Regions from separate parts of the Mus musculus genome. Here region 1 is linked to region 2. Evidence: chromatin loops called from intact Hi-C (ENCODE). Cell type or tissue: heart. All regions are shown on one strand. Each heading gives the region's core, and the rest is flanking DNA. Links, peaks and the distances in the headings are about the cores only.

Region 1 (8,322 bases), core at 190-8,189, 74 kb before region 2:
ACATTCCAGGCTAGACTCCATCTGAGAGCCTCTTGTTCCAGCTTCTGAGTGTTAGGGCTGCAGGTGTGACCTGAAGAGGGACCTGACCTGTTAATAGGGGCTGCTTAGGTTCACGTCATTCCAAAAGTAGACATTTGAGCCGAGCAGGAAGCCATACCGAGGAATGTACCAGTGGCCCTCACCTCATCCTTCCTTCCCCTGCAGACCTGTACTCCGGATGGTTGGCAGAAGCCCTTGGCACCAACCTACAGGTCCAGTTCTGGCAAAATTCTCCAGGCATCCTGCCCTCCAACTGCTCTGGAGCCTATCAGGTTCTGGATGTGACACAGACAGGATTCCCTGGCCCATCTAGACTAACTTTCAGTGCCACAGAGGACCACTCCAAATGGTGTGTGGCCCCTCAAGGGCCCTGGGCCTGTGTGGGTGACATGAATAGGAACAAAGCAGAGACACACCGAGGTGGCGGCACAGTATGCACCCAACTGCCTTCCTTTTGGAAGGCCTTCCAGTCCCTGGTGAAAGACTGGAAACCCTGTATAGAGGGGAGCTGACTGAAGCCCATCGGAGCAAAGGACTAAGACTCCGCAGTCTAACCAGGTGGGGGCCGGACTAGCCTTTACCCCAGCACTTGGGAGGCAGAGGCAGGTGGATCGATTCTCTCTCTCTCTCTGGTTTTTCGAGACAGGGTTTCTCTGTGTAGCCTTGGCTGTCCTGGAACTCACTCTGTAGACCAGGCTGGCCTCGAACTCAGAAATCTGCTTGCCTCTGCCTCTGTCTCTTTCTCCCAAGTGCTGGGATTAAAGGCATGCGCCACCACTGCCCGGCTCAGGTGGATCTCTTGAGTTCCAGGCCAGCCTGGTCTACAGAGAGTTCCAGGAGAGCCAGGGCAACACAGAGAACCCTTGTCTCAAAGAAAAGAAGAAGAAGAAAAAAAAAGAAAAACAAGAAAAAGAGAAAAGAAAGAAAGAAAGAAAAGACTCAGAGACTAGTTTTGACTTGAATTTGTTTGTGTGTCTGTTGGTGGGTTAAACCCAGGGCTTACCACATGGGACACAAGTACAGTGCTGCTGAGCCACACTCCCTGTCCCAGCTATGAATCTGAATACCAGTTCAGTCCCTTCCTAACTGGAGACCTTAACAGTGCCTTAACCTCTAGCTGTCTGTTGCAAAATGGGCATCACAGCATGTCTCTAAGAGGTTGTTAATACAACCAACTCTGTGCATGGCACTGGTAACCTTTTTCTTAAGATGGAGCCCAAGACACAGACCAGGGGTGGGACACCTTTTCCTTACAAAAGCTGTTACCACGTGTGGAATTGGCAGTGGATGGGACATAGGAAGGCCCTAATGAAAGCCACCTTCTTACTTTCTGAGAAGCCAAGGGCCATTCCTGTCCAGAGAGGAGGTGTGAACCCCAAGAATCTCAGGCAGCATGGGCACTTTATTTATATGTGTACATATGTATACAGGCATCTGTACAGCACAGCACCGAAAGCCTGCTCCGCTATGGACCTAGAGATGCAGGGCTAGGTGCCCCAGTTTTGGTGAGGCCTGCAGGAGTCACAGCTTCAGCAGGACACCGGGAGTTCAACCCTGCTTCAGGCTTGGTGCCTGGGACCATGAGGGAAGCAGGTGGGACTGAAGGAGCTGCACTGCGGGGTACATTCTTTGTTGGGACTAGGGTTGGAGTCTGGGGGTCAGGAGAGAGTTTGGGGGAGGCGGGCTTAGAGCGAAGTCCGCTTAGCGTGGTCCGCTCTTCCACCTCCTCTAGCACCCAGCGCTCCCTGCCCCTTGGGGCATCAGGCATCAGAGGCATCTGGGCTACAGGTTCCTTCAATCCCTTGGAGTCTGTGCCCAGAGGCTGGGGTGCCTGGGTCTTGACCCCTGGCCGAGCAGGCTCTACAACAATGGGCACCGGGGGTGTGCCTGCCTCACCAGAGCTACTGCGCCGGCCTGTCTCATGTTCCTGCACTGGACTTAGCGCTGCCTTGGCCAGGGCCCTGGCCACCCCACCTGGGCCATCCTCAGTCTGCACGCTCTGGTGCCTTGTGCAACCCGAGTCACGCTCCAGGGTCCGGCTCCCAGGGGTTGTCGCGCGAGGTGGGGTGCAAGCCTCTGTACCTCCCGCGGAATCCTCCTTGCTTGACGCCATAGGTCTCTGGACACCATCGGGTAGCAACGGGTCCGCGCCCAAGCTTAGGGGTGATTCCTGGCGACCCAGGCGTCGCACGGCGACCTGCCGGGTCGCCCCAGGACCCTCAATAGGAGGCGTCTCACCATCAGACTCAGCGAGGCTATGCAGGGCCAGCTCACCATGGAAGTCCTTTCGGAAATCAGGGTGTCCCACTTCCAGGCTGTGTTTGCGCAGTGCGCCCTTCTTGTCTGCTCCCAGCGAAGCCCCTAGTTTCTCCGCTGACTGCACGCGCTTGAGCAACGGCGAGCGTGGTGGCTCTGCACTTTTGGGGCGCGGGCGCACGACAGGTGGCGATGAGTGTAGTTTGGCAGGGAAGCTCTGCGTGGTATGTGAGCTGCCCACCGTGTGGCCTGGCAGCGGCGGCGGCGACGCCTGCGTCGGGGATGGTGTGTGCGCTAGAGGTGACAGCGGGATGTTGCCAGCCGATTTACAGCGCGCTGAGCGGTACTGGCGGTGTAGTTTCGGTGACAGCCCGTGCAAGGTGCTGGGCCTGATGTGGTGCGAGGCGGATGAGGCGGGGGAATTAGGCGTGCTGGAAGCTGGCGAGCTACTCTGTGACGAGGCGCCTGCAGGCCAGAGAAGGTGCAAACATTCTGAGCACCTCAGTGTCCTAGTCCCCTACCCCGCGCAGGCGCAGAACATACCTAGGTAGGCGGAGTCAGGTGTAGAGCGATAGCTATGTGTGGGCGAGCGTGCGGGTAGTCCGTGCGTGGGCGAGCCCGGAAGACTGTCGCTGGACGACAAGGACCGGTTCAAAGAGGACAGCGATCGACTGGTGTGCAGCAGGTTCGACTGCTTTGTGATCTTCCGAAAGAGAGAGCTCCGCTTCTTGCTGGAGGACAAATACCAAAAGGTATTTATTTGTCTTTCCTTAACTTCGGAGCTCTGGATCACCCCCACCCCCACCCCACCCCGGTTCTAGACTAGGCAGTAACCTCCTACCTCTTTCTAGCATTTCCCCTTTCCCTACAACCCGTTTATCAAAGCAGAACTAGAGTTCTGCTCAGTTCTGCTTGACCGTGCCTTCTCTTTTTCTGGCTACGGTACAATGCAAGAAAGCCCATCCAAAAAAAACCTCCGCCTCTTCTGGCCCCTCCCAAACATCTAGCCACACTCCTTTCCCCTGTAAGCCCACTTTACAGGTTAGTTCGCTTCCTTCAAATCGACACACGAGTCCTGGTCAAATCTCTCTCTCTCTCTCTCTCTCTCTCTCTCTCTCTCTCTCTCTCTCTCTCTCTCTCTCTCTCTCTCTCTCTCTCTCTCTCTCTCTCTCCTCTGTTCTGTCTCTCTCACAGACAGGGTCACTATGTACTTCGGGCTACCCTAGAACTCTTTGTATAGATAGGACTGGCTCTGCACTCACAGAGATCACCCTGCTTCTTCAAGGATTAAAGGCATGCGGCCCTTTGTCTTTGGGGCTAGAGAGATGACTCAGCAGTTAAGAACCGTGGCTGCTCTTCCAGAGGACCAGACTGGCTTTTCAGCAGTATGTGGCATCTAACAACCACCTGTAACTCTAGTTCCAAAGAATCTGGCGCCCTCTTCTGGCCTCTGCAGGCATCAAGCACACATGGAGTACACATAAACAGAAGCAATCAAAATGCTAATACAAATTTAAAACAATAAAAACTAAAACAAAACTGGTCTGTTGGGGCTGGAGCCATGGACAGTTGGTTAAGAGGGTATATTGCTCTTGATCGCCTCTGTTAGACAGCTAACTCACAATGCCTGTAACTCTAGCATCTAGGCAATCCAACCAATACCCTCTTCTGGCCTTCAGAGGCACATCCACAATCAGACACAAACCTATACATAATTAAAATGTTTTAAAAATTAAAATAAATAAGCCTTTTCTCTTTCATCTAGAGAGGTGGTTCGGTGGTATGAAGATCTGGGTTCAGTCACACACACTCACACACACACCCTCCCCCTTAACTCTTCCACTCTATGAGAGAAGAAATTACAGTCATGCCCCATATATAACCATTTCCAAATACCCACACTACGTAACTCCCATATGGTTATATGGCCTAGAATTCTCATAGGTGAGTTGTGTAAATTCACTGATAGAAATCCTGAAAGTAAGGATGCATTTGTAGTAACACGCCTACATCATTAAAAAAATGTCTGGCTGTGTTTCTTGTCTTTTTTCCTTCCTACATAGGACCACACTGGCCTTTAGCAAAATCCAGATACTCTTGCCTCATCCTCCCAAGAGCTGGAATTAGAGGTGCCCCAACTGGTCTGCTTAATTGTATCCCACGTTGGACTGTCTTACTTGGTCGAAACCTTTTGTTTTGGTTCTTTGAGACAGCTTCTCTCTACATAGCCCTGCCTTCAAACTCACTTTATAGACTTAGCCCTGACTGTTTACAAACTCACTTTATAAACCAGGCTGGCCTTGAAACGCAGAGATCTGCCTGACTCTGCCACTTCACCAGCTATTTTATTTGTTTATTTATTTATTTACTGATTTATAAACAGTAGAGTGGAATGTTGTTGAACCTTGGGGACTAGGGACTGTTGGAATTGAAGGCACACACCACCTTGCCCAGCCTTTATCTCAGCTCCTCTACTCCTGTTGAAACAAGTCTAACCTGCTCAAGGGCTCACTCAAAATGCTTTTGAATAGTTTCCTTTCTTGGCTCCTCCCACTTTCCCAGCCTTCCGCTCCCCACCCCACCCCCATACTGTTCTTTCCCCTAAGGTACTTGTCTGCGCACCTCTCACTCTAACACTGCCCATTGGTAGAAGGATAAGCTATTATGGCCCCACCCACCTCTCCTGGCCGTCTTTGGCCGAAGGCCTTTTGTTCCTTCGGGCCATTTTGGCTTTGTAACTGCTGCGCCTGGCAGGCCCAATCCGGATGGAAGTGTTTTCAAAGGGTGTGGTGGTCACAGCTACTTTGTTGCCACTCTGGGAGAAGGGAGGGTAACTCATTTGTTAGTGGCTGCTGGGTCCTGGTCCACACCCCCCACCCATCGAAGCCCATCCCTACATTCACCTTCAGGATCAGCTCTACCACCTCAGGATGCACCATACCATGCACGGGCTCACCATTCACGTGAGTGATGAGGTCCCCAGCACAGAGCCCTGCCTCTTGGGCTGGGCCTCCTTCCTCCACGTGCTGTAAACCAACAGGGTCATGATTGAAAGATTGTTCGGACAGATCCACGTTTTCTTGCGTTGACTTTTTATGAAGTAGTAATAACTCGTCTCCCTTTTGCATAGATGAATAACTTGAGGTTGGAGAACTAACTGGAAAGAGAAATCTCACCCAAACTGCACTGTGCACCCCAAGGCTCCTTTCCCCCCTCATTCATTGTCTGCGCATCTCCCACTCTAACACCGCCCATTGGTAGAAGAAGCTACTTATGGCCCTACCCACCTCTCTTGGCCATCTTTAGCCGGAGACCTTTTGTATCTTCGGGCCATTTTGGCTTTGTAACTGCTATGAGACTATGAGCCTATGAGACTCACCCAAACAATGTGGTGGACACTGTAGACATCGGAGTCGCCCATGTAGACACGGATGGCTCGCAGTGTGAACCCATATTTCTTGCCTGAGCGTTGGATGGTGATGGGGGAACGGAGTCCACTGACAGCTGGTGAGTAGTCTCGGCTAGGCGAAGAGTCCCGTGAGGATGGATTGGAGGAGAGAGATCGAGGGGACATGGGACTAGCCAGGGGTGAGCCTCCATGTGGGTCCACTACAGGCACAAAACCATGATGGTTAGAGATCAGGGCAAACCTCACACTCTGCTCCTCTATCCTAAAACCCCAGAGCGGGTTCTTCATTACTCCACCCTGAGGCCAAACAACCTTCCTGCCACAATTGCAGGGAGCCCCTTCCCTGGTGTGTGGTGCCCCACTTCACCTGCAGGAATCATGACTGACAAGGCTGTAGCTGAAGCCGACTTGATAACTTTGCCCCCAGTTCGAGACGGTCGCTTCTCCACAGCAAGATCCCCAGACAGCTGCTGGTGCCTTGCCCTTCGCAAAACCAGGTCGTTGGTGGCCCTAGGGCCTGATGGGTCTCCATCCTTGGAGGGTGGGCCGAGGTCACCTGGATGTGAGCGCTCAGCTGCAAAGGATAAGAGCTATCAGGTCAGGGACTTTCATGTGCTGTTCTTATTCCTTGAACTTCACAGAGCAGGTCACAAATACCTGTGACACAACCTCTGGCACAGGGAAAGCATCACTACCCTTCAGTTTGGCCAAATGCTAGCCTAGAACAGTGAGTGTTCGTTTGTTTGTTTGTTTGTTTGTTTGTTTGTTTGTTTGTTTGTTTGGAGACAGGGTCTATTCTAGAGCTCACTATGTAGACCAGGCTGACCTCAAACTCAAGAGAGATCACCACTGAAATGAGGGGCTACAGTGTGTGCCACCACTCTTGGTTTAGTGCTCTTATTTTGTTTGTTTGTTTGTTTGTTTGTTTATGGTTTTTCCAGACAGGGTTTCTCTGTATAGCTCTGGCTGTCCTGGAACTCACTTTGTAGACCAGGCTGGCCTCGAACTCAGAAATCCACCTGCCTCTGCCTCCCGAGTGCACCACCACACCCGGCTTATATTTATTTTTATGAGTGAGTGTTTTGCCTGCATGTATGTATATGCATCGTATGTGTAGTGTCTGCAATGTCAGAAGAGGGTGTCGGATTCCCTGAAACTGGAGCTATGAATGATTGAAAGCCACTCTGGGTTCTGGAACCAAACCTGCATTCTCTGAAAGAGCAGCAAGTGCTTTTAACCACGGGGGTATCTCTCCAAACCCTGGGTGCTCCAGGGAGAGAAAGACACAGAAAGAGATAGAGACAGACAGAGAAATCTAAATTCTGGGTGTTAAGCCACGGCCTCAGGTCCTCCACAGGATGATTCTAGGCAGGGGCTCTGCCCCTGAGCCTCCCCGACCCCTGCAGACGTTCTCGGTGGTAATACTCACAGATAGGTGCATGAATAGCGCGTGAGATCTTGCATAAACTGTACTATATACATTAAAAGGATGCTCAATAGATCGCCCGTGGAACTGGGAAAAGGCTAGAGAAGGCACTCACTGGCCTCGGGTTCCCCGGGGGTGGACGTGCCCTCTCCTTGAACTGCCTCTTTGGGGACGCGTGTGTCCAGTGAGCTAGGGGGATCGGAGCTGGGTCGAGGAGGTCTGCGGAGTCGAGCCTCATCTTCATCCTCTTGAGGGGCAGTGAAGCGGCTGGGCTCCAGCAGTGCTGAGAAACGTCTGCGCGCTCCCAGCGGGGGACTGGCCTCTCCTTCCAGAAAACTGGCTTCAGACGCTGAGAAGCGCTTACTGCATGGAGAAAACCAGATCAGTAGGAACACTCCCATTTGGCCCCGCCCTCGAGCCCCTCTATAGCCCTCTGCTTACATCTCTGGAGAGCCCCCTCTCCAGGTCTTCTCACGCAGAGTCAGGCCACCCAGTCCCTCCCTCTTGCCGGCCACTTTCTCCTCCGGGCCCTTAGCGCTTGGGTCCCGCTTGCTGGCCCCAGATGCTGAGACGGGGGTCTTAGGCTCGTGCTGAGACAGCTGCTCCATACTGCTGTACACCTAAGAGCAGAGTGGAAGGTGCTTGAGTACGCCTTCGCGCGGGAGCCAATCAGTTTTCTGCAACCGGAGGGCGCAAACCGCGCCCTGTCTTCTGCCTGCTCAATTCTACAATTCTCTGCACCTTCGAGAGACCTCATGCAAAGTTAAGCCTGCCTTGCTCTACTTAGCCCGGTTTTATAGGCCTTCCCTAATTCCTATCTATACGTCTCCAGGCTGGACCAGGCATCCTTCCAGTTGCTCAGTACTGCTAAGGCTTTGCACAGCTTTGGCCCTCCCCTACTCTCACGCCAATCCAAATGCCAACTCCAACTCGTCCTCCAAACAAGACCTCTCAACTCTCTAGTTCCCAACCCCTCTCTAATTTTCCAAACTGAGACCTCAGATGCCTGGGACATTAGTGCCCAAAGACCTTCCAGGCTCAAGTCCCGCTCGGCGCACCTTGCTGAAGCGCGGCGAGCAGGAGGAGAATTGGCGGATCTCCACGGGCTCCTCTTCGGTGGTGTCGTCCTCATCATAGGAGTTCACATGGTGATACCTGTCGGAGCGGGCTGGAGAACCGCCGCCTCCTCAGA
Region 2 (8,307 bases), core at 308-8,307:
CTGACCCTCTTGTCTGTCCAGCTAGCAGTCCACAGGATGTTCCCGAGACGCTGTTTCCGGCCACCCGCAGGTCAGGACCCAGGCGTCCAGGGTGGCGGGGGGTGGGGCTGTTTCGTTGGGGGGGTCCATGTCAGGGCATGAGAATGAGGGTGGGGGCGGGGAAGGGACTAGCCCAACAGGTTCCGCCTCATTCCTGCCCCGCCTCTCACTTCCTGGGTGCCAGCCCGGGGCAGGGGTGGACAGAATGAACCCCATGGCCTCAGAGAACGTGGGTGGGGCACAGAGTAGGTGTTTTCTGCTGGGCACCTGGACATCTAGGTCTGAGGCACCCCTCCCTAACTCTGTGTCCAGCTCTGAATTCAGAGCGTCCCATCTATTATTCATCTAATCAGCACAACAACTCAAAGAGCTGGACGTAGTTTTCAGATGAGAAAACAAGCGAGAGAAGAGACAGGATTTGAATCGAACGCAGCTGAGACTTCACAAGACCCACAGCCACCCTTCCCTTCTAAGCTGGGTGTCTGTGGGGTACAGTAGGAGCTCTAGTCCCCATGAGGCCAGGCTTTCAAGGGAGTACCCGCTTGTTCTGAGTCAAAAAAGCCCCTGGATGAAATGAATAAGAAAAACGATTTTAACCGTTTCATTGCCACGATAGGCTCTGCCAAAACTTCCTGTAGGCTGGTGGGCGGGGGCACTGGGTTCCCGGAGCTAGGTCGGGGGAGGATCTCTTAATTCAAGGATGGGGGAAGCGTCTCCAGTGGCTTTCGCAATGGCCAACGAAAGGGGACGCCCGCCCGGCCTCCTGTCTCGAGAGGTGTAACCCCTCACTCGAAGTCTCCAGAACTTGATTCCTGGTCCTGGATACCCGGAGGGGGGTCCCAAAGTTCCCTCCTCAGGGGCCTGAGTCATACACAGGGAAAGCCGCGAGGCATGAGTCACTCAGGCAGAGCAGGGGGAGTGAGGCCGAGTGCGGTCTGGGGACCCCAGGGCTGGCCTGAGTCACGCACGCCCTGGCCTTTCTGACCCCCAGCCCTGCGGTGCGGAGATCAGGAGTGGAAAGCACATGGTCGGCGGGAGGAAGGGCAGTGCGGGAGGAAGCAAGCGCCTGCTGAGCCAGGAAGCTGTTTCCATGGCAACGGGGGGGGGTGTTTCGGCTCACAAGAGGAAGGTCTTCCCAGCAGGGACTGCCCCGCCCAGCGAGCTGGGGAAGGCCCCGTTCGTTCGGCCCTGGGGCCCCAGTTTCGGGTCGGGCAGGAAGGGGTTAACGGCAGTCCCCTGCCAGTTTCACCTGCGCTCCAAAGTCTCTCGTTCCGCAGCACTGGGCCCCAGCGCTCCCGCGGCTACCCCCGCGCGCTCACGTACGCTTACAGCCACCCCACCCCCGGCTTGTACTCGCACGCAAGACCGCGTCGGGCTCCACGCACGCAGCGAACTCCTTCGTGTCGCACGTCACGAACGACGCACGCGCCCCCGCAATGCGGGGTGGAGTTCTCCCAGAGGAGAGTCGTAGACAGCGACAGTGGTGCGCATGTGGATCCCTCCACTGAGTTGGTTGTCTGGTGTGACTTTGACACCCCCATCCACATACAAGGTCACAAACAATTCTGACCCACAGTGTCACAAGGACACAGGATACACCTGCTGCACTACAGCAGAAATTCCTGTTCAGCTAAGCCCTGCGATCATGGACAGACAGGGTCACACAGTCATACGGCCTCTTAAACCTAGAAGCAGAGTTGCTCAGCACATCAGCCATATAAAGTGTGTGGTAGATACGCAAACAGCGCAAACAGCCATATGCACACAGGCAATTACAGAGCCATAAGAACACACAGGCTTTTATATAATGGCAAACCATCGAAGCAAAGTAGAACAGCCTCTGTCACCTGGGATTTGGACAAGTACCCCTCACATGAAAATTGTGGCTGAGACACATGGTATAGACAGCCATGTCATTACCGAGTTATCACAGGCAACATGCAGAGATACTTTGCTTGTTAAAGGGGTATGATAAGCCAGGACCTGTGATAAGAGGGCATTATCACTGAAAAACAATGGCTGGAAATAATTAGAGTGCCTAGTAAAACAATCCATTTTCTCTATTCAGAAACACGGGTTCTACTAAATTGTAGAACGACAAAGCAGCAGGGTATGATTACAGACATAGATCTTAATGCCAACCTGAGACACACGTTTCTCATACACGGAATAAATAACACAGGTGACCCAAAAGGACCAGTCTCTCCTTGGTAACAAGAGATTCAGCTGATGCTTGACCACCTTATGCTGGGATTAAAGGTGTACACCACCAAGGCTAGCTAAGCATATTTTTGGTTTGTTGTTTGAGACAGGGTATCACTATATAGACCAAGCTTTCACCACAAACTCACAAAGCCAAGTGCTTCCTTCTGAGTGCTGGGATTAAAAGCAAATGCCACCATACCCAGAGCTTACTGTGTTTCTCAGATAGTCGTCGTAAGCAGTCCGGACTCACCTCCACCTTTCCATGAACTCTAGATCCTTTTGTCTCACCTTCCCAGGTGCAAAGATTACAAGTCCACAAAGTCCTGCTTTTTTTTTTTCTTTTCCTTTCTTCTTTCTCTCTCTTTCTTTTTTCCGGAGAGGGGGTTTCTCTGTGTAGTCTTAGCTGTCCTGGAACTCACTCTGTACACCAGGCTGGCCTCAAACTCAGAAATCCGCCTGCCTCTGCCTCCCAAGGGCTGAAATTAAAGGCGTGTGCCACCACCACCCGGCCAGCTTTTTTTTTTTTTTTCAAGTTTCTTTTTCAGATTCATTTTTTTAATGTGTATGAGTGTTGGCCTACATGCATGTATGTGCCTGGTGCAAATATGTCATATCTCCTGGTACTGAAGCTATGGATGGTTGTGAGCCACCATGTGGATCCTGGGAATCCAATTGGGTCCTCTGCAAGAGCAACAAGTGACCTCATCCGCTGAACAACCACTCCAGCCCCTACACTCGTCTTCTAAGATTATGTATTATGCAGATTGATGCCTTGAACTTCCTGACAGCCATCAAATCACACACATACACTCAGCTGAACAAACTCCAGGATCCCAAGACACAAGTGGAGGCTAACCCAATCATAGACCCACCACCTCGCACCTACGCAGATAGGATCACATTTCCCTTGGACTTAGATACTCAGTGTTGAGAGGTGGGAACAGGATAGGAGCTCCAGCAGAACTGCAGTAACCAGGTACGGGAAGATTATCAGAGTCCCCAAGCCAATGGAACATGGAATTCACAGAGAATTTTGCATACTAATGGGGGTGGGTGGGTACTGGCCTCTGGTGTGGAACCCAGGGTCCCCATCCCAGCTGTGATGACTGGATCAACATCCAGATGTGCAGGCTGAAGGGGATGGGCTGGGGTCCAGCTGTGGCCTTAGGGAGGGGTTGAGTCACTCACTTCCCAGCAGTACAACTCAGGCTGGGTCCAGCTGTTCCTGGAAACATGTTCGAGGTGGGGTCCCCAAACCAGCTAGAGGCTTCCAAACTTGCAGAGCAGGGATTCTAGGTTCCTATAAATGGGGGCCTTCGGATCTCTGCAAACTTGGAGGTTCCCTACACCTAAAATGGGTTGGCATCCTTCTAAATGCAAGGTCCCTCTCAAAGGAAGGATTTGTGGCTCTTTTTGCAGAATTAAATGCACTTATATCCAGAGCATTGCTCCTTGGTTGTAAAAAGAGATTGCCTTGTTGCCAACACCAAAGCTTTCTTTTCTTCCCCCTAAAAGATGGGACTCTTGCTGACCCTGTGGAAGATTATAACTTCTTCCCCATCAGAGAGTGAAGTATCTTCACTATTTGTTTCCTTATGTGTTTATTTATTTTGAAATAGGGTCTCTCTAATGTGGTCCTTGCTATCATGAAACTCAATATGTAGGCCAAGCTGGCCTCAGGCTCATGGCAGGCCACCCGCCTCTGCCTCTGGAGTGCTGCTATTAAAGGCAGGAGCACCGTCATACTCAGCTCCTAAGCTTCATTTAAATCTTTTTGTTTTGGGTTTTTGGTTTTTTTGTTTGTTTGTTTGTTTTTTTTTGAGACAGGGTCTGTGTGTAGCCCTGGATGTCCTGGAATTCTCTCTGTAGATCAGGCTGGCCTCAAACTCAGAGATCTGCCTGCCTCTGCCTCCCAGTTTCATTTAAATCTTGACTTCTTGAACATCTGGACACCTGTGATATCACACCAACGCTGGGACACCTTAAGTCACTTCCCAGACCTGGATTCTCAGATTTCTCCTAAACTTCAAAATCCCTGCAATGCAACCTTCACCCTAAATTTTTGTGTCCCAGAATGTCACACATTCTTTTAACAATCATGGTTCCTGGTAACAGTGTGTTTGTGTGTAGGACAGCACAGCTTTGTTTCCACTGTGGGGCATCAACTCTGGTGGATGTGGGATGGGGGAGCCAGTTGGCAGGCCCCATGCCCAGTCCAGTCTGGAAGCACACTCCCTTCTATACCTTTCCACAGGGTCTCAGGGACTGGAATCAGGAAAACAAGGCGTGAGGGTCTGTGGAAGTGTGAATCAGCCTCCAAGGCTCTCTGGTGTGTGCAGCTGAGAGTTTGAGTGGGTTGCAACCGAGTGTCTGTAGTAGATTAACAACTCTAGTAAGATAGAGGGCGGGTGGCTGATGTCGCTGGGCTCACCCAACCAGGACAGGGTCGCTGGACTGGATCCCGGCTCATTGCCTGGATGGAAGCAGAACATTATCCCCCTCCGAACTGAACCCGCCCCAAAGCAGAGCCGGCTCCACTCCTCCCTCTGGGCACATTTAATAGCCTCTAATTACAGCACATTACCCCACCCGCCAGAGAGGGGAGGGGCTACTAGTGGACCCAGGGGTCAAAGGGCGTGGTCTGGGCTTTACCCCTGGCGTCAAAGCCCGTGTACTTTGTAGCCGCTGTTTACTCATTTGCAAAGCGGCGGATTAAAAAAAAATTAAATAAAAAAATTAAATAATACAGTTTCTAAAATTAAGAAACAAAACCTGGGAATTAAAGTAGCCCTTGTCTCCTAGGGTCGTGGAAAACATTCAATTGTCTGTAGATATATAGCTTATTGTAAAGTCTGAAAACAGTAAGCACTCCACAAATGATGTCTTGAGACTTTATTGTCAAAAAATTCTAAGCTCTCTGCGCTCCCCTAAACCGGCTCAACCGGTGGACGCACCCTTTTCCCAGAAGGATGCGTTCCTACGTTCTGCGCGCCCCCTGGTGGGCTTCAGATCACCCGCAGCTTTGGCCAGGTCGAGTGTTTTTTAGGGCAGGAAGGTGCTCAAAGCACCCGGGGCCGGGAAGGAGCAGAGTAGCTCGCAGGAAAGAGACCCCGGGCTGGGCAAGTGCTATGTCCTTTACTCAGGACATACTTGACCCTTCCTGCTCCCAACCATACCCGAGTTTTCAGAAGGACTCCAGCCAGAATCACTTCTCTGGGGAAGACGCTTTTAAGATCCTCTCACTCCACGACTACAGGATTTATAATTATTCTCTGCGCCCACATTAAGAAAGGCTCAGATCATAACGCGGCTAAACCGGAGGATTTCTTTCAGCTTTGGGGGGGAACCATTAAAGTGCCTGTGAAACTGGGTGCGGTAGATCCGCCTTAAAAGGATCTTGAGGACCACTCCACTACATAAAGAGAAGCCGCGAGGAGTGGAGGTCACCAGCAGCAGGACTGAGCCAGACTGACACCTAGCGGCAGAATGTGCACTTGCCTATGTCCCGCATCTAAGATGGCGAGGCAAGTGTTTGCAATGGGAGATCACGTGTCTGGGGCGGAGCCTATGGCTAGGGGGCGGGGTGGAGCGGGGCGGCGCTCTAGGCCGAGCGGGAGGTCTGGGCTTCGGGCGCTCGCTGGTGGCGGACCCGGAGGCTGCTGCTGCGTGCCGGGGCTCCTTGGCCCGGATCGAATTCGATCCGGAGCCATGAGTGTGGACAAGGCCGAGCTATGCGGGTCTCTGCTCACCTGGGTAGGTCGGGGGGCGGGGCTGGGTCAGGTGTGCGCCCTCTCCTCTCGTCCTGTCTTGGTCTTCTTTCCTCGGTTTTGGACCTGGAAGGAGGAATAGATCGTAGGCTTGCTGGGCCGTTGGACTCTGACCTGACCACCTGCGTCTGTCACGTGGGCAGGCCTGAGCGAAAAGACCAGGTGAGGCCACGCCCCTCTGGAGGGCACAGGCCTGGTCACATGTTAGCAGTGGGGACCAGGTGACTGGTGGTAACGCCCTGACCTAGGTTTGCAGGGTTTGCCAGGATAGGTAAAATGAAGCCACGCCCCGTCCTTGCCTAGGCGTGTAGAAGTCACGCCCCCGAAGATGTGATATGTTGGTGCTACAGGCTAATGCCTTTCTAACCCCGTGAAATGTCTGATGGCTGGGGAAAAAGTCTGCAATTCCAGGTCCTCAATTTTCCTGTTGCCCTTCCGTCTTCCCCCTTTAGTTGCAGACGTTCCAAGTTTCACCCCCCTGTGCCAGTCCCCAGGACCTGAGCAGCGGACTCGCCATAGCCCATGTGCTGAATCAGATGTGAGTGTGGCGGCTGAGTGGGAGGATCCTGAAGGGCTCCCCAGCCTGCTCATCCCATCTTTCTGCCCCTAGAGACCCTTCCTGGTTCAACAACGAATGGCTCCAGGGCATCTCAGAGGACTCAAGCCCCAGCTGGAGGTTGAAGGTGACAGGTGGACTCATGACTAGGGAATAACTAGAGGACTTAAGGAGGTGAAGGCAAAGGGAAAGCTAGATACATGTCCTGTGCGATGGACAGGCAGTCTTGTCAGGAAGAGAGCCAGATGTCTGGTGATCAGCAAGCTATTTTTGTTTATATTGAGCACCCACAATAGGACAAAAAAACTTGCCACCATTCTTATGATGTGGGCAAAAGCACACACACAACACATGTTAACTTCCAAGAGGTGTGCTGGCAAATGCTTGTAATCCCAGCTATGGTGGTGTGTTAATACAGGAGGGTGGTAAACCATCCATCATCCCGTCTCAAAACCTTTAAAAGGCCAGGGATATAGTTGGCAAAAGAGAATTTGCTCACCCTACACAAGGTCCTGAGTTCAATCCCAAGTAGCAGGGTATGCTGGGTGGGGGGTGGGAGGGGGGATGGGCAGGGGTAGCCAGACCATGTGGCACACATGGAGTCCCAGTACTTAGCAAGCCAGAGGATCAGGACATCAAGGTTATCTTGGGTGGCTACACAGTAAGTTAGAACTCATTCTGAGCCACATGACACACTGCTTCAAGAAACAAAACTGGGCTGGAAGAATGGCTTGGTGGTTAAAAATGGATACTGTTCTTCCAGAGGAACTTACTGCTTCTCCAGAGAGGACGCACAGACATCAAACAGCTCTCAACCACCTGCAACTGCTCTAGGGGATGTGACACTTGTAGCCTCTGCAGGCATCCTCATATTCTCTTTCTTTCTCTGTCTGTCTCTCTCTCACACACACATACACACATACTTTCACACACACACTCTCTCTCACACACACACACACACACATACACACATACACACATGGTTAAAAGATAAAATAAATCTTAAAAAAACAAGAAAACAAATTCATATAAACCTATGAAGACAGTAAAAGGAGGGTCATGATAGCGATGGGAGGTGGGTAGGTGCTTATTTTGTTTTTTTTTTGGGGGGGGTTGTTTTGTTTTTGTTTTGTTTTGAAACAGAGTTTTTTTGTGTAGTCCTGGCTGTTTTAGATCTTGCTGTGTAGACCAGGTTTGGCCTCAAATTCAGAAATCTACCTGCCTCTGTCTCCCAGGTGCTGGGATTAAAGGCAGGTGCCACCATTCCTAGCAGGGACTCTATTTTAAGTACTGTGGAATGGTCTTAGCAAAGGAAAAACACAGCCTGGCTAAGCCGTTTCGAAGCTGCCCTTGGCTACCTGGGAAGAGATGCAGCACAGGTAGCAAGAGTAGGAAATGAAAGGTTGGGAATGGGGCTCAGCAGACCACAGCTGGTCCAGACTCCAGCACTTAAGGGCTGGACGCAGAATAGGAGAATAGTAAGGCGCCAGGGAGTGGCTCAGTGGAAAAGTCCTTGTCTACCATACCTAAGACCCTGGATTTGATCAGCAGAACTTCTACCCCATCCAACAAAGGTGGGAGATGAGAAACAGTGGGTACAGTCATCCAAGTGAGAGATAGTAGCAGTTGGGCCAGAGAGTGAAAGCCATTGCATTCTGGAACTTGTGAATTAAGAAGGTCAGGTAGACACTATAGACCATGCAGTTTAGCTCTAGAGGAGAAGGATATTTAGAACAGGGC

The links. Hi-C counts contacts between places; a loop is a spot of excess contacts. Peaks named below come from ENCODE experiments on the same cell type or tissue, not always from the same donor. Only the 100,000 strongest peaks of a DNase experiment are listed, where the experiment ranks them.
Region 1: a loop joins it to region 2, with 2.3 times the contacts of the local background. A loop is called at or near these places in 9 of 42 quality-filtered maps.

Annotation. Positions count from the first base shown.
Region 1 is chr8:84,910,482-84,918,803 of GRCm38, forward strand. It overlaps Dnase2a (deoxyribonuclease II alpha), which reads left to right. Exons shown (of 6, transcript NM_010062.4): 6 at 205-1,222. The coding sequence ends at 551. It overlaps Mast1 (microtubule associated serine/threonine kinase 1), which reads right to left. Exons shown (of 26, transcript NM_019945.2): 18 at 8,189-8,298; 19 at 7,572-7,750; 20 at 7,246-7,493; 21 at 6,072-6,278; 22 at 5,675-5,904; 23 at 5,199-5,321; 24 at 4,974-5,110; 25 at 2,839-3,026; 26 at 1,372-2,760. The coding sequence ends at 1,505. It overlaps Gm38426 (predicted gene, 38426), which reads left to right and starts at 2,854. Exons shown (of 3, transcript NR_103491.1): 1 at 2,854-3,047. In heart, for the core only: a CTCF peak has its summit at 3,736 (motif pointing left); DNase peaks (open chromatin) are centred at 2,040 and 2,840; H3K4me3 peaks cover 1,765 bases; H3K27ac peaks cover 991 bases; H3K27me3 peaks cover 7,878 bases.
Region 2 is chr8:84,984,756-84,993,062 of GRCm38, forward strand. Hook2 (hook microtubule tethering protein 2) reads left to right here and starts at 5,868. Exons shown (of 21, transcript NM_001372357.1): 1 at 5,868-5,997; 2 at 6,464-6,549; 3 at 6,622-6,694. The coding sequence starts at 5,953. In heart, for the core only: CTCF peaks have their summits at 5,232 (motif pointing left) and 5,740; DNase peaks (open chromatin) are centred at 1,136, 4,766, 5,256, 5,766 and 1 weaker place; H3K4me3 peaks cover 4,044 bases; H3K27ac peaks cover 4,126 bases; H3K27me3 peaks cover 912 bases.